2 separate regions of the Homo sapiens genome follow, and region 1 is linked to region 2. The links are chromatin contacts, found by Hi-C or POLR2A ChIA-PET in ENCODE. All regions are on one chromosome and are shown on one strand. Each heading gives the region's core, a stretch centred on a gene start or an enhancer-like site at or near the end of the contact. The rest is flanking DNA. Distances are from core to core; before and after follow the strand shown. Region 1 overlaps EIF3L (eukaryotic translation initiation factor 3 subunit L). Region 2 overlaps TRIOBP (TRIO and F-actin binding protein).

The links. Hi-C counts contacts between places; a loop is a spot of excess contacts on that map. ChIA-PET counts read pairs that join two places held with the same protein, here RNA polymerase II (POLR2A). Pooled maps may share reads with other maps.
Region 1: a pooled map shows a loop between it and region 2 (2.8-fold over the local background). The contact joins two enhancer-like sites. A Hi-C loop is called at or near these places in 2 of 50 pooled maps. POLR2A ChIA-PET finds 5 or more read pairs at or near these places in 4 of 52 experiments (HEK293, OCI-LY7, PC-9 and 1 more).

Annotation. Positions count from the first base shown.
Region 1 is chr22:37,859,605-37,865,805 of GRCh38, reverse strand. EIF3L (eukaryotic translation initiation factor 3 subunit L) reads right to left here. Exons shown (of 13, transcript NM_016091.4): 6 at 2,768-2,837; 7 at 2,461-2,534. Among named protein-coding and RNA genes, the nearest start is that of EIF3L, 13 kb to the right of the region's middle. RefSeq lists an enhancer at 2,757-3,256. Within about 2 kb of position 2,150, at least 6 of the 41 ENCODE cell types and tissues checked have a DNase peak (open chromatin) inside an H3K27ac peak, as active enhancers do.
Region 2 is chr22:37,774,490-37,780,228 of GRCh38, reverse strand. TRIOBP (TRIO and F-actin binding protein) reads right to left here. Exons shown (of 24, transcript NM_001039141.3): 24 at 3,673-5,739. Among named protein-coding and RNA genes, the nearest start is that of H1-0, 28 kb to the left of the region's middle. Within about 2 kb of position 3,013, at least 18 of the 41 ENCODE cell types and tissues checked have a DNase peak (open chromatin) inside an H3K27ac peak, as active enhancers do.

The DNA.
Region 1 (6,201 bases), core at 901-3,400, 86 kb before region 2:
ATTCATCTATAAATATTCCAAATAAAAGGATGACACAAGCCAAGGAGCCAGAGGGCAAACAAGGCCAGTACGGTTTGTGGCCTTTGCTATGAAAGGCACTGAAGCCTAATCTTGAGCAGGAAGCCTCCTTCTCAAGGAGCACTATGAAGGTTTCTCAGCTCACCACTCGTAACGGTTCAGCACTTTGTATACACAACGTCTCCCTGGTTCACGGAGTTCTAATAACATCTTTATTAAGATACCAATTTATCCTGAAATAATCAGTTAGAGCTATAGACAGCACAAAAAGGGGGAAAAGAATTATATTTTGTCAAATTATATATTTTATTTTTTTTGGTTTTTTTTTTGAGACAGAGTCTCACTCTGTCGCCAGGCTGGAGTGCAGTGGCACGATTTTGGCTCACTGCAAGCTCTGCCTCTCGGGTTCGAGCGATTCCCCTGCCTCAGCCTCCCGAGTAGCTAGGATTACAAGCGCACACCACCACGCCCAGCTGTTTTTTTTTTAGTAGAGATGGGGTTTCACCATTGTGGCCAGGATGGTCTCCATCTCCAGACCTCGTGATCTGCCCACCTAGGCCTCCCAAAGTGTTGGGATTACAGGCGTGAGCCACCACGCCCAGCCTATTTTATGTTTTGTAGTCTCTATTTCTCGAACTCCTGGACTGAAGCGATCCTACTGCCTTGGACCCCAAAAATGCTGGGATTACAGTTGTGAGCAATCTGTATTTTTAAATAGAAGGACTGGGCTAAATAAGATGGAAAAGAATAATGATGACATTGAACATCATCACAATCAACAGGCAACGTGTATTAATTATTCTGTGACAGGCACTATGCTAAACACTCTATACGTAGTATCTCAGCAACATTCGCAGCAATCCGTTTTAGAGATGGGGAAACCAATGCACAGTGTGGTTAAGTAATGTGCCCACAACAGAACATGTTACCATTTTAAAATGGGCCAGTAGGCCAGGCGCGGTGGCTCACACCTGTAATCCCAGCACTTTGGGAGGCCAAGGAGGGCGGATCACCTGAAGTTGGGAGTTCGAGACCAGCCTGGTCAACATGGAGAAACCCCGTCTCTACTAAAAATACAAAAATTAGCTGGGCGTGGTGGTGGGCACCTGTAATCCCAGCTACTGGGGAGGCTGAGACAAGAGAATCGCTTGAACCCGGGAGGCAGAGGTTGCAGTGAGCCGGGATAATGCCACTGCACTCCAGCCTGGGTAACAGAGTCAGACTCCATCTCCAAAAAAAAAAAAAAAGCCAGTAAACAGCAACAGCAAAACCTGGACTTTTACCCCCAGGCTACACAGCTGCTGTACTTTATTTGCATTTGGCACAGTTCTCATTCGACCTTGAACAGCAACTCCTGAGGTAGGTGATATTCTTGTTGTGATGAAAATGTTCTATTGTATTCTGATCGAGCATACACTTAAGTAACCACCACCACAATCAAGATATAGATGGCTAGGCATGGTGGCTCACTTTGGGAGGCCAAGTCAAGAGGCTCACTTGAGGCCAGGAGTTCAACACCAGCATGGGCAACACAGCAAGACCCTCGTCTCTACAGTAATATAAATATCCACGTAAGTTGGTGTGGGCCTTGTAGTGGCAGCTACTCAGGTGGCTGAGGTGGGAAAATCACTTGAACCCAGGAGTTCTAGGCTGCAGTAAGCTATTATCACTGCACTCTAGCCTGAGCAACAGAGTGAGACCCTGACTCTTTCTTTTTTTTTTTTGAGATGGAGTCTTGCACTGTTACCAGGCTGGAGTGCAGTGGCACGATCTTGGCTCACTGCAAGCTCCGCCTCCTAGGTTCACGCCATTCTCCTGCCTCAGCCTACTGAGTAGCTGGGACTACAGGCGCCTGCCACCACGCCCGGCTAATTTTTTGTACTTTCAGTAGAGACGGGGTTTCACCGTGTTAGCCAGGATGGTCTTGATCTCCTGACCTCGTGATCTGCCCGCCTCTGCCTCCCAAAGTGCTAGGATTACAGGCGTGAGTCACCGCGCCCGGCCTGACCCTGACTCTTAAAAAAAAAAAGATAATAGAACATTTCCATTGTGTGGGTAAAGAAAGTGAGGCTCTGAGTTTAAATAGCACATCACTGTTACAGAGCTACCAGCAGGTGGCAGCACCCAAGTTAGAATCCACTTCCACCTCGCTCCAAAGCCTGTGAAGCCTGTGTTCTTACCACCAGACCACCTAACAAGGTCTAGTAAGAGCTTGATGAAGGTCAGGAGCTGAACTTATCCGACTTCCAGCTTCCTATCTGGAGTGCTTAGGCTTCCCTGCCTCTTCCGAAAGCCAGCTGAAACTGGAGTCTACTGCCATGGGGTATTTTACACTACAATGGGGATATTTTTACACCCTGCAGCTTTTTTACACAAACAATAGTAACAGCTATTCCTGGCATGGACCAGTTATTTCAAATTAGGCTGAAGCTGACCAGATACCTGGTAGATGAACTCATCGATAATATCCCAGAGCCACTGGTTGGGTAGTTCAAGGGGAGCAGGACCATCGGCATCTGTGCAGGAGATCACAGAAAAGTCAGATTCAAAGCAATGACTCTGCCCATTCTGTAGGCTGCAGAATGCTTTGTAATTTCTCTCTTAAAAGGACCATGAATCACAAGACCTCCCCTCTTCCCACCTACACATTAAGATCCTGCTAATTTAAAAAAAAAAAAAAAAAAGCTGGAGGCCAATGCTGAACCTCATCATAACCACACACACCCTCTTGGCCAAATCTCAGACTCACTAAGAATGTAGTTGAAGAGATTGCAGTAGTTGTAATAGGATTCAAACCTCTGCTCCAAGGAAGGTCCCCCCTGTAAAGAAAACAAGAGATATCAAGATACAGATATTTAATTTTAATGTGTTTTACCCATGGTATACTGTGACAGCTGTGAACAAATACAAGAGAATTGGTATCTGTCCTCTCTTTCTTACTATGTAAATATGCAAGTGAGAGGGAAGATAGAAAGTCCTATAGCAGCTGACGCACTGAATACTGCAACACGTGGTTAGGTTCTACAGCAACAGACCTTAAATGACCCTCAGAGCAGGGATGATGATCTGGCAAAGCAGAGAGAAGGAAAAGTGTTTCAGAAAAAAACCACACTAGCAAAGGCGAAGAAGTTAAATCGTGGCACTTGAAGGCTAGGGAGTTAAGAGAAGATAATGCTGCACCGGGCATCACTAGACTACGGGCCAGGAATGTTGCAGTCTTCCAACGCCAAACAAGCATCTAGGTCAGGGGGCCTGCAAATCTATTCCGCCACCTGTTTTGTAAATAAAGAAGTTTTACTGGAACACAGCCATGCCCACTCATTACATATTGTTGATAACTGCCACAAAGACATAGCTGAACAGATCTGACAGAAACCATCATGGCCCTCGAGACTAAAATACTTATTATCTGACCCTCCACAGAGAAGGTGGCTGACCCCTGGTCTGGTCTTTATGTTGCTTGCATCTGAGAACCACTGATAGTTTCTGAGCTGGGGAACCATACCATGAGCAATGTATTTGTGATGGAGAAGAAACACAACTTTGGAGTCAGTCCCACCTCTTATTAACTGTGGGGTTCTCACAAGGTATTTAATCTCTGTAAAATGTGGGCAAAAGATTGTTGACTAGTCACAATGAAGTAAGATTATATAGCTGGGCGCAGTGGCTCACGCCTGTAATCTCAACACTCTGGGAGGCTGAAGTGGGCTGATCACCTGAGGCCAGGAGTTTGAGAACAGGCTGGGCAACATGGCAAGACCCCGTCTCTGTTTAATAAAAGTTATGTAAGGTGCTTAATACATTAAGCACAATCTAAGCACATTCAATGAAAAACTGCTTCCCAAGGGCTTAAAACTGGTCATTTATGTAGGAGTCCTGGTAGCTAATAAAAAGATAACAGCATCAATAAGCTTCTGCTGAATCTTCATCTACAGACCAAACAGAGAGATTAGAGGTGGTAAAACCAGCTATACTATGGGCTATGGTGTCATGGTGTTCCCAAAAAAGCAGTGTACACATAATGGCTAGATTCTTAGCATATCCACAAAGTACCTGAACTTTAGCATCAATGGTAGTAGGGAATCTTTACTTTTTTTTTTTTTTGAGACGGAGTCTCGCTCTGGTGCCTAGGCTGGAGTGCAGCGGTGCAATCTCAGCTCACTGCAACCTCTGCCTCCTGGGGTCAAGTGATTCTTCCGTCTCAGCCTCCCGAGTAGCTGGGATTACAGGCACACGCCACCACGCCTGGCTAATTTTTGTATTTTTAGTAGAGACGGGGTTTCACCATATTGGTCAGGCTGGTCTCGAACTCCTGACCTCGTGATCCACCCGCCTTAGCCTCTCAAAGTTCTGGGATTACAGGCGTAAGCCACAGCGCCTGGCCAGGAATCTTTACTTTCTATCAGATAAAGTAGTCAGAGATCCCGCTGGGATGCCGGAAAAACATGGCCCCTTACTCTGGCAGCAAGAACTTTTCCACCTACCACTACTGACAGTGGCTCCTGTGGCCAAGGCAGGAGTTCTAGCCATATCAAGCGGTCCTCAAGGAGAAGAGGGGTGAGTAACTGTGAGAAACTAGGACCTCCTTAGGTGGAGATCTTGGTGCCAATTTCCTTCACTTACACATGCATGCAAGCACACACATGCTCAATTAACACCATTATGACCAGACATTATTCTAGGCACTGGATTATATTGGTGAACAAGACAAGCACATACCCCGGTGGAGTTAACCTTCCAGTAGATTAAGAAACTCCCTCCCCTAAATAAACAAATACAACGTACAAGAGATAAGTGCTCTGAAGTGCCACGAATATTGCCAGGAGCCCAGGGAGGGAGGGGGAAAGTTTCAGGAAATGAGTGAGAAGGGAAACAGGGCTAAAACCTGGAATTAGTAAGTGTGATGGGAAGTCATGGTAGGATTGGAAGTGACCTGATGAAACTATGTAGCAAAAGGATCATGCTGGTTATTATGTTGAGAATAAACAGCCAAGAGTGGAAACTGACACCAGGTAAGCAGCTCCTGCAGTAATTCAGGGAAGAGATGATAATGACTTCAACTAGGTGAGCAGCAGTGTGGCAGTGAAAAGTGGCTGATTCAAGAAGTATGCTGAAGGCCAGGCACAGTGGCTCACGCCTGTAATCTTAGCACTTTGGGAAGCCGAGGCGGGCGGATTACCTGAGGTCAGGAGTTCGAGACCAGCCTGGGCAACATAGCGAAACCCTGTCTCTACTAAAAATACAAAAATTAGCCAGGCGTGGTGGTGCATGCCTGTAATCCCAGCTACTCAGGAGGCTGAGGAAGGAGAATCGTTTGAGCCTGGAGAATTGCTTGAGCCCAGGAGACAGAGGTTGGAGTGAGCCGAGACGGCGCCACTGCATTCCAGCCTGGATGACAGAGCGAGACTCCGTCTCAAAAACAAAACAAAATAAAACAAAACAACAAAAAGAAGTATGTTGAAGACAGAGCTTAACAGGATTTGCTGGATATCATGTCAGAGAAAAGTCAAGAATAATGCCAAGGCTTTTAGTCCAATTAACTTGGTAATAAACGGTAGCATTTATTGAGATGATTACCATGAGAAAAACTAGTTTAGAGGGAAAATAAGAATTCAGTTTTAGATGTGTTAAGCTTCAGATGACTCAGACAGCCAAGTGCAGATGCTGACAGCTGAATATACAAGTCTGGACTTCAGTGGGGCAACTGAGGCTAAAGATAGAGATTAAGTCATTGGTGTATATAAATAATACAGATGGCATTTTTCTTTTCTTTTTGAGACAAGAGTCTCACTCTGTCACCCAGGCTGGAGTGCAGTGGTACGATCTCGGCTCACTGCAACCTCCGCTTCCCGGGTTCAAGCGATTCTCCTGCCTCAGCCTTCCAAGTAGCTGGGATTACAGGCACCCGCCACCACGCCCAGCTTATTTTTGTAGTTTCATATTTTTAATAGAGACGAGGTTTCTCCATGTTGGCCAGGCTGGTCTCAAATTCCTGACCTCAGGTGACCTGCCCTTAGCCTCCCAAAGTGCTGGGATTATAGGCGTGAGCCACCGCGCCCAGCCTTAAATAGTACAGATGGCATTTTAAGAAACTTTAGGCACTCTAGGCCGGGCGTGGTGGCTCACGCCTGTCATCCCAGCACTTTGGGAGGCCAAGGCGGGCGGAACACGAGGTCAGGAGAT
Region 2 (5,739 bases), core at 1,764-4,263:
GGAGGTACTACTATCCCTGCTTTACAGATGAGGAAACGGAGGCACAGAGAGGTCATGTAACTTGCCCGGGTTGCAGAGCTGAGAGCAGGGGGACGGACGGAGGGCCATCTGACACCAGAGCCTGGGCGCTTCCCGCTCCATCACTCTGAAACATTCGCTCGCTTGGGCTGCTGGGAACCTCTCAGTTGCTTTACGGGCTTCTGCCCTTCCTCGGGGTTTCATCCTCTGTTCTTCTCTCCCACTGCACCAAACCCTAGGTCAACTTAGGGCCTTCCATAGCCCCCATGTGCTGAGGATGACCAAGATCGCTGTTCTGAGCCAAGGCACTGCTCACATAAAATTCCCCAATAGCCTCCCACTGGGTTAAGCACAAAGCTAGAGCTTGGACACATGACCCCCACTGTCCTTGCAAAATCAGATTCCAGCTCCAGCCTGTCCCCGCAGGCTCATCTCGAATCCCTCTACACACAAGCTGCAGCCATTTCAGAGCCTTTGAACTCTGCTGAGCTTCTGACGCTCACTGGACCTGGCACTCTCTCCCCCTCTCAGCCTAGCTCTATCCTGCTCGGTTCCAGCATCTCCTCTTCCAAGAAGCCTCCCCTGACCTTCCAGGCTGGGCCTGCTACACCCTCTGTGCTGTGGCTTCTTGTAATTAATCACCTGATTCCAATTTCACCTCCCTCCTGAAGGGAGAATGCTTGGTTCCATGTTGCATCCCCGGGGCCTACTCCAGAGGCTGACTCACGAGGCAGAATACACTGAACAGGAACGGGCTGCAGGGAGGACAGGGCCTTGATGGCAGCCTTAAGACTGAGGCTGACCAGGTCTTAGGAGTTCATGGAAAAGGTCTGGGCTGGAGACAGATGTGGATGGTTAGCACAGACAGTAACAAAAGCCAAGGATGAGAGATCAAGTTTTCACAAGAGGCCGGGCATGGTGGCTCACGCCTGTAACCCCAGCACTTTGGGAGGCCGAGGCAGGGGGATCACTTGAGGTCAGGAGTTCGAGACCAGCCTGGCCAACATGGTAAAACCCTGTCTCTACTAAAAATACAACAATTAGCCAGGTGTGGTGACGGCTGCCTGTAGTCCCAGCTACCCAGGAGGCTGAGGCAGGAGAATCCCTTGAACCTGGGTGGTGGATGTTGCAGTGAGCCGATTGTGCCATTGCATTCCAGACTGGGAGACAGAGTGAGACTCCGTCTCTAAGTAAGTAAATAAATAAGTCTTCACGAGAGAACAGAGGATTGCTGAGGACAGACTCCAGGGAAGCACATCAGAGGGCTGGGAAGAAAATGAGAATTCCACATAGGGGACTAAAGAGGAGCTGGGGTGTAGCTGAAGCAGAAACAGAGGAAAAAGATGGCTGCCAGTGAACCACACCTCCGGCGCTCAGGCCCTGCTGCCGCCTCTCCCATTGGACCTGGGCTGGCTGTGCGACTCATTTTTGACTAAAGTGATGGAAGGGATGCTGCAGCACCTCCAAGCCAAATTCATAAGAAGCTCGTAGGTTCCACTTGGGGCTGTTGAGGCTCCCTTTACTTTTTATTGTTTTTATTTTTTTAGAGATGGGTCTCACTCTGTTGCCCAGGCTGGAGTGCGGTGGCAGCAATCACAGTTCACTGCAACCTCCAACTCGTGGGCTCAAGCAATCATCCTGCCTCAGCCTCCCAAGTAGCTGGGACTCCAGGCACATGCATCACCATGCCTGGCTTTTGTTTTGAGAAGGAGTCTCACTCTGTTCCCTAGGCTGGAGTGCAGTGGCGCAATCTCAGCTCACTGCAACCTCCGCCTCCCAGGTTCAAGTGATTTCCCTGCCTCAGCCTCCTGAGTAGCTGGGATTACAGGTGCATGCCACCATGCCTGGTTAATTTTGTATTTTTAGTAGAGATGGGGTTTCTCCATGTTGATCAGGTTGGTCTCGAACTCCTGACCTCAGGTGATCTGCCTGCCTCGGCCTCCCAAAGTGCTGGGATTACAGGTGTGAGCCACCTCACCCGGGCTGCTTGGCTATTGTTTTTTTGTTTTTTTAATTTCTTGTAGATACGAGGTTTTGCTGTGTTGCCCAGGCTAGTCTCGAACTAACTCTTGGCCTCAAGTGATCCTCCTGCCTCGGGCTCCTGAAGTGCTGGATATACAGTCGTGAGCCACTGTACCTGGCCAGAACTCCTCTTCTAGGGGGAAGTCAACCACAATGTAGGAAGTCAGATTGTCCCAAGTCCACTATGCTGTAAGGAGCCCAAGCTAGCCCCGTGAAGTGGCCATGTGGAGAAAGATGTCCAGGCCGGGCACGGTGGCTCACGCCTGTAATCCCAGCACTTTGGGAGGCCAAGGTGGGTGGATTACTTGAGGTCAGGAGTTTGAGACCAGCCTGGCTAATGTGGTGAAACCCCATTTCTACTAAAAACATAAATAATTAGCTGGGCGTGGTGGCGGGCACCTGTAATCCCAGCTACTTGGGAGGCTGAGGCAGGAAATCACTTGAAGCCAGGAGGCAGAGGTTGCAGTGAGCCGAGATCACACCACTGCACTCCAGCCTGGGCGGCAGAGCGGGACTTTATCTCAAAAAAAGACACAAAGAGGTTGAGCCAGGTCAACCCACAGGACCATGAATATTTAAAAAGTGGTATTCTAGGCCATTACATATGTGGTTGTTGGCGACACAGCAATAGATAACTGAAACAGTTGGTAATTTAACACCTACACAGTCCTCTGGGGTAGACGTTATTGTTCCCATTTATCAGAAGAGGAAGTAAAGCCCAGAGAGAGATGTGACTCAGTAAGGCTCACCTAGCCAGCTGGAGGCAGCAGGTAGGGTTTGACCTGGCAGGTTCATCTGAAACCAGTTTGTTTTCTTTACAGAGCACATGCCTGGCTGCCTGAAGCAGTTGACCAGAACTTGCAGCCAAACCACGTGGTTTTGGTCAAATTCCCTGCGGCCGCGGTGACAGGGCCATTTCCCAGGTGGCTCATCTGGGAGCCTGCTGGAACCCTGGCTTATTCTTTTGTAAAGCAGGCTTCTTCCCACCCCCTGCACCATTGAGACGTGATTCACACATAGTAAAAATGAACAAATCGTAAGTGCAAGGCGTGGCATTTTTTTTTTTTTTTAAACAAAGTCTCGCTGTGTCATCCAGGCTGGAGTGCAATGGCGCGATCTGGGCTCACTACAACCTCCGCCTCCCGGGTTCAAGCAATTTTCCTGCCTCAGCCTCCCGAGTAGCTGGGATTACAGGCATGCGCCAGCAAGCCCGGCTAATTATTTGTATTTTTAGTAGAGACGGGGTTTCGCCATGTTGGCCAGGCTGGTCTCGGAACTCCTGAGTTCAGGTCATCCACCTACCTTGGCCTCCCAAAGTGCTGGGATTATGCCTGGCCGGCATGGTGAATTTTTACATCTGTATGTACCCACGTGACCACAACCCAGACCATGATATAGAACATTTCTGGGATCAGAATGTTCCCTTTTGCCCACTGCTGGTCAATGCCCTCAGCTCAGAGGTACCCGCTCTTCTGACCACTATCACCGTGTTTTGTCTGTTCTTGAACCTCACCTAAATAAAATCGTACAGCCTTACACTCTTCTGTGGCTATTTTTGCTCAACATTGTGTCTGAAAGATTCACCAACATTTTTGTGTGTAGCAGTTGTTTTTAAATTGCTGTATTCTAACGTATGAATCGACCACAATTTATTCATTCTACTACTGACACACAGCTGTATTGTTTATTTGCTGATGTGAGTATTACGGTACTCATCCTTTTGTGCATGTAAGGACTCATTTCTCCTGGATGTGTAAGCAAGAGTGGAAATGCTAGGCCATAGGGTAGATGCGTATTTAACTTGATGAGAAGCTGGTCAGTTTCCTGCCGTGGGTGCAACAAAGCACATTTGCACCAGCAGCGCCTGGGAGCTGCTCTTCTCCGTATCCCCACCAGCACTTGGTACTGGCAGACCTTCTCCTCTGAGCTATTCTGATAGTGGGGCAGTGCGATTTCACGGTTTTTAATGAGATGTGGAGCACCTTTCAGAGGCTGGCCTGGTTTTTGTAGCTGCCCTAGGCAGCCCTGAGGAGGGATGGGAGGGGGGTTGGTGAAGAGGATGTTCCTGCAACCCAGGTGTGAGACGGGGGAGCCCTGAGTTAGGTTGAGGCTAGAAGGGAGGCAGAGGATGGGATGGAGAGCTGTCTTGGGGGGACGGTGGGATGGTGAGGATGGACGGCAGAGCTGCCAGTGGCAGGCATCCCATCTCCCAGTGGCTAGGAACACTCCTGATCTCCTAAGGCAAGCAGTGCCGAGACAGGGCAGCACAAGGCCGGAGGATTTGATGGCACGGGGTCCTGGCTCTTTCTTCTTTGCCATTTTTAGCTATTGATGAGGGAAGATGGCGACAGGGCCAGGAGAGAGGTGTCCTCTCCTTGCGCCACCCTCCCCCTTTTTTTTTGAGATGGAGTTTCGCCCTTGTCACACAGGCTGGAGTGCAGTGGCGCGATCTTGGCTCACTGCAACTTCTGCCTCCTGGGTTCAAGTGATTCTCCTGCCTCAGCCTCCTGAGTAGCTGGGATTACAGGTGCTTGGCACCACGTCTGGCTAATTTTTTGTATTTTTAGTAGAGACGGGGTTTCACCATGTTGGCCAGGCTGGTCTCGAACTCCTGACCTCAAGTGATCCCCCTGCCTTGGCCTCCCAAAGTGCTAGGATAATAGGCAAGAGCCACCGCGCCCGGCCTCTTGTGCCTCTTTTTAAGACCAAGGACACCCTTCCCAGATGACCTCCTCCACCCCACTCCCAAGACTTCCCCTCGCATTTCACTGGCTTGCGTGAACTGCAAGCCTTGTCCATTCCTCAACCAATCCCTGGCAAGGGAATGGGAAACAATCTCTTCCCACTCCACGAGGTCACTCTCCTGTGGCTCTTTGCCTGAACACACCAGGGACGTTTGCTCCTGCTGGTGCCTCCACGTGGGAAGGCCCTTCCTGATTCTTCCATCTGGAAGAGTCATCTTTCAAAGCTGCCTCCAAAGGCAGTCTTCTACCTGCAGGCTGGGTCAGGGTCTCCTCTGGGTTCTCACAGCCTTCCAGGACCCCTACTGGATGTGGCCTGTTTCTGTGGCTCAGAAATGGGACCTCTTCCCAGCCCCATGCAACCATAATCAGCACAGCCAGCCATGGTGAGGACTCCCAGCCCGCTGGACCTGTGCCTGGCAGCCACAACCCTGCCCTCACCCCTGCCCAGGGCTGGGCATGACCTCTGGGAAAAGCCTCAGGAGAGGACTGGGACTGAAAGAAAAACACCCATTTGATGGAGAAGCAAACTGAGGCTCAGTGAGGGGTGTGACTTGCCCAAGGTCATGGTCAGGGCTAGTCTTAGCCCCAGGCCTCTCTCTCAGGCCTGGGCCCTGGGCCCTACTCCAGGGCTCCTCAGACTTTGAAGGTCACGTGAATCACTGGGGCACCCTGTTAAAATGCAGACGCTGGTTCAGTAGGTTGGGGTGGGACTGGACTTGCTATTTCCCACATGCTTCCGCTGCCACTAGCCTGCAAGCCACACTGGGGGCGTCACAGTCTGTACTAAGGGAGACCTTGGATTTTCAGCCCCACCCTCAGAAGCCTAGAGGCCGCTGCTTTAGGAAGGGTGGGGTGTGGGTAGGGTGTGAGTGGGGAAGCCACTTCAAGAAACCCCAATCTCCATTCCTGTTCTGCCAGCCATCTAGGACACCAGAGCTGCTGGAACGTTTTATTA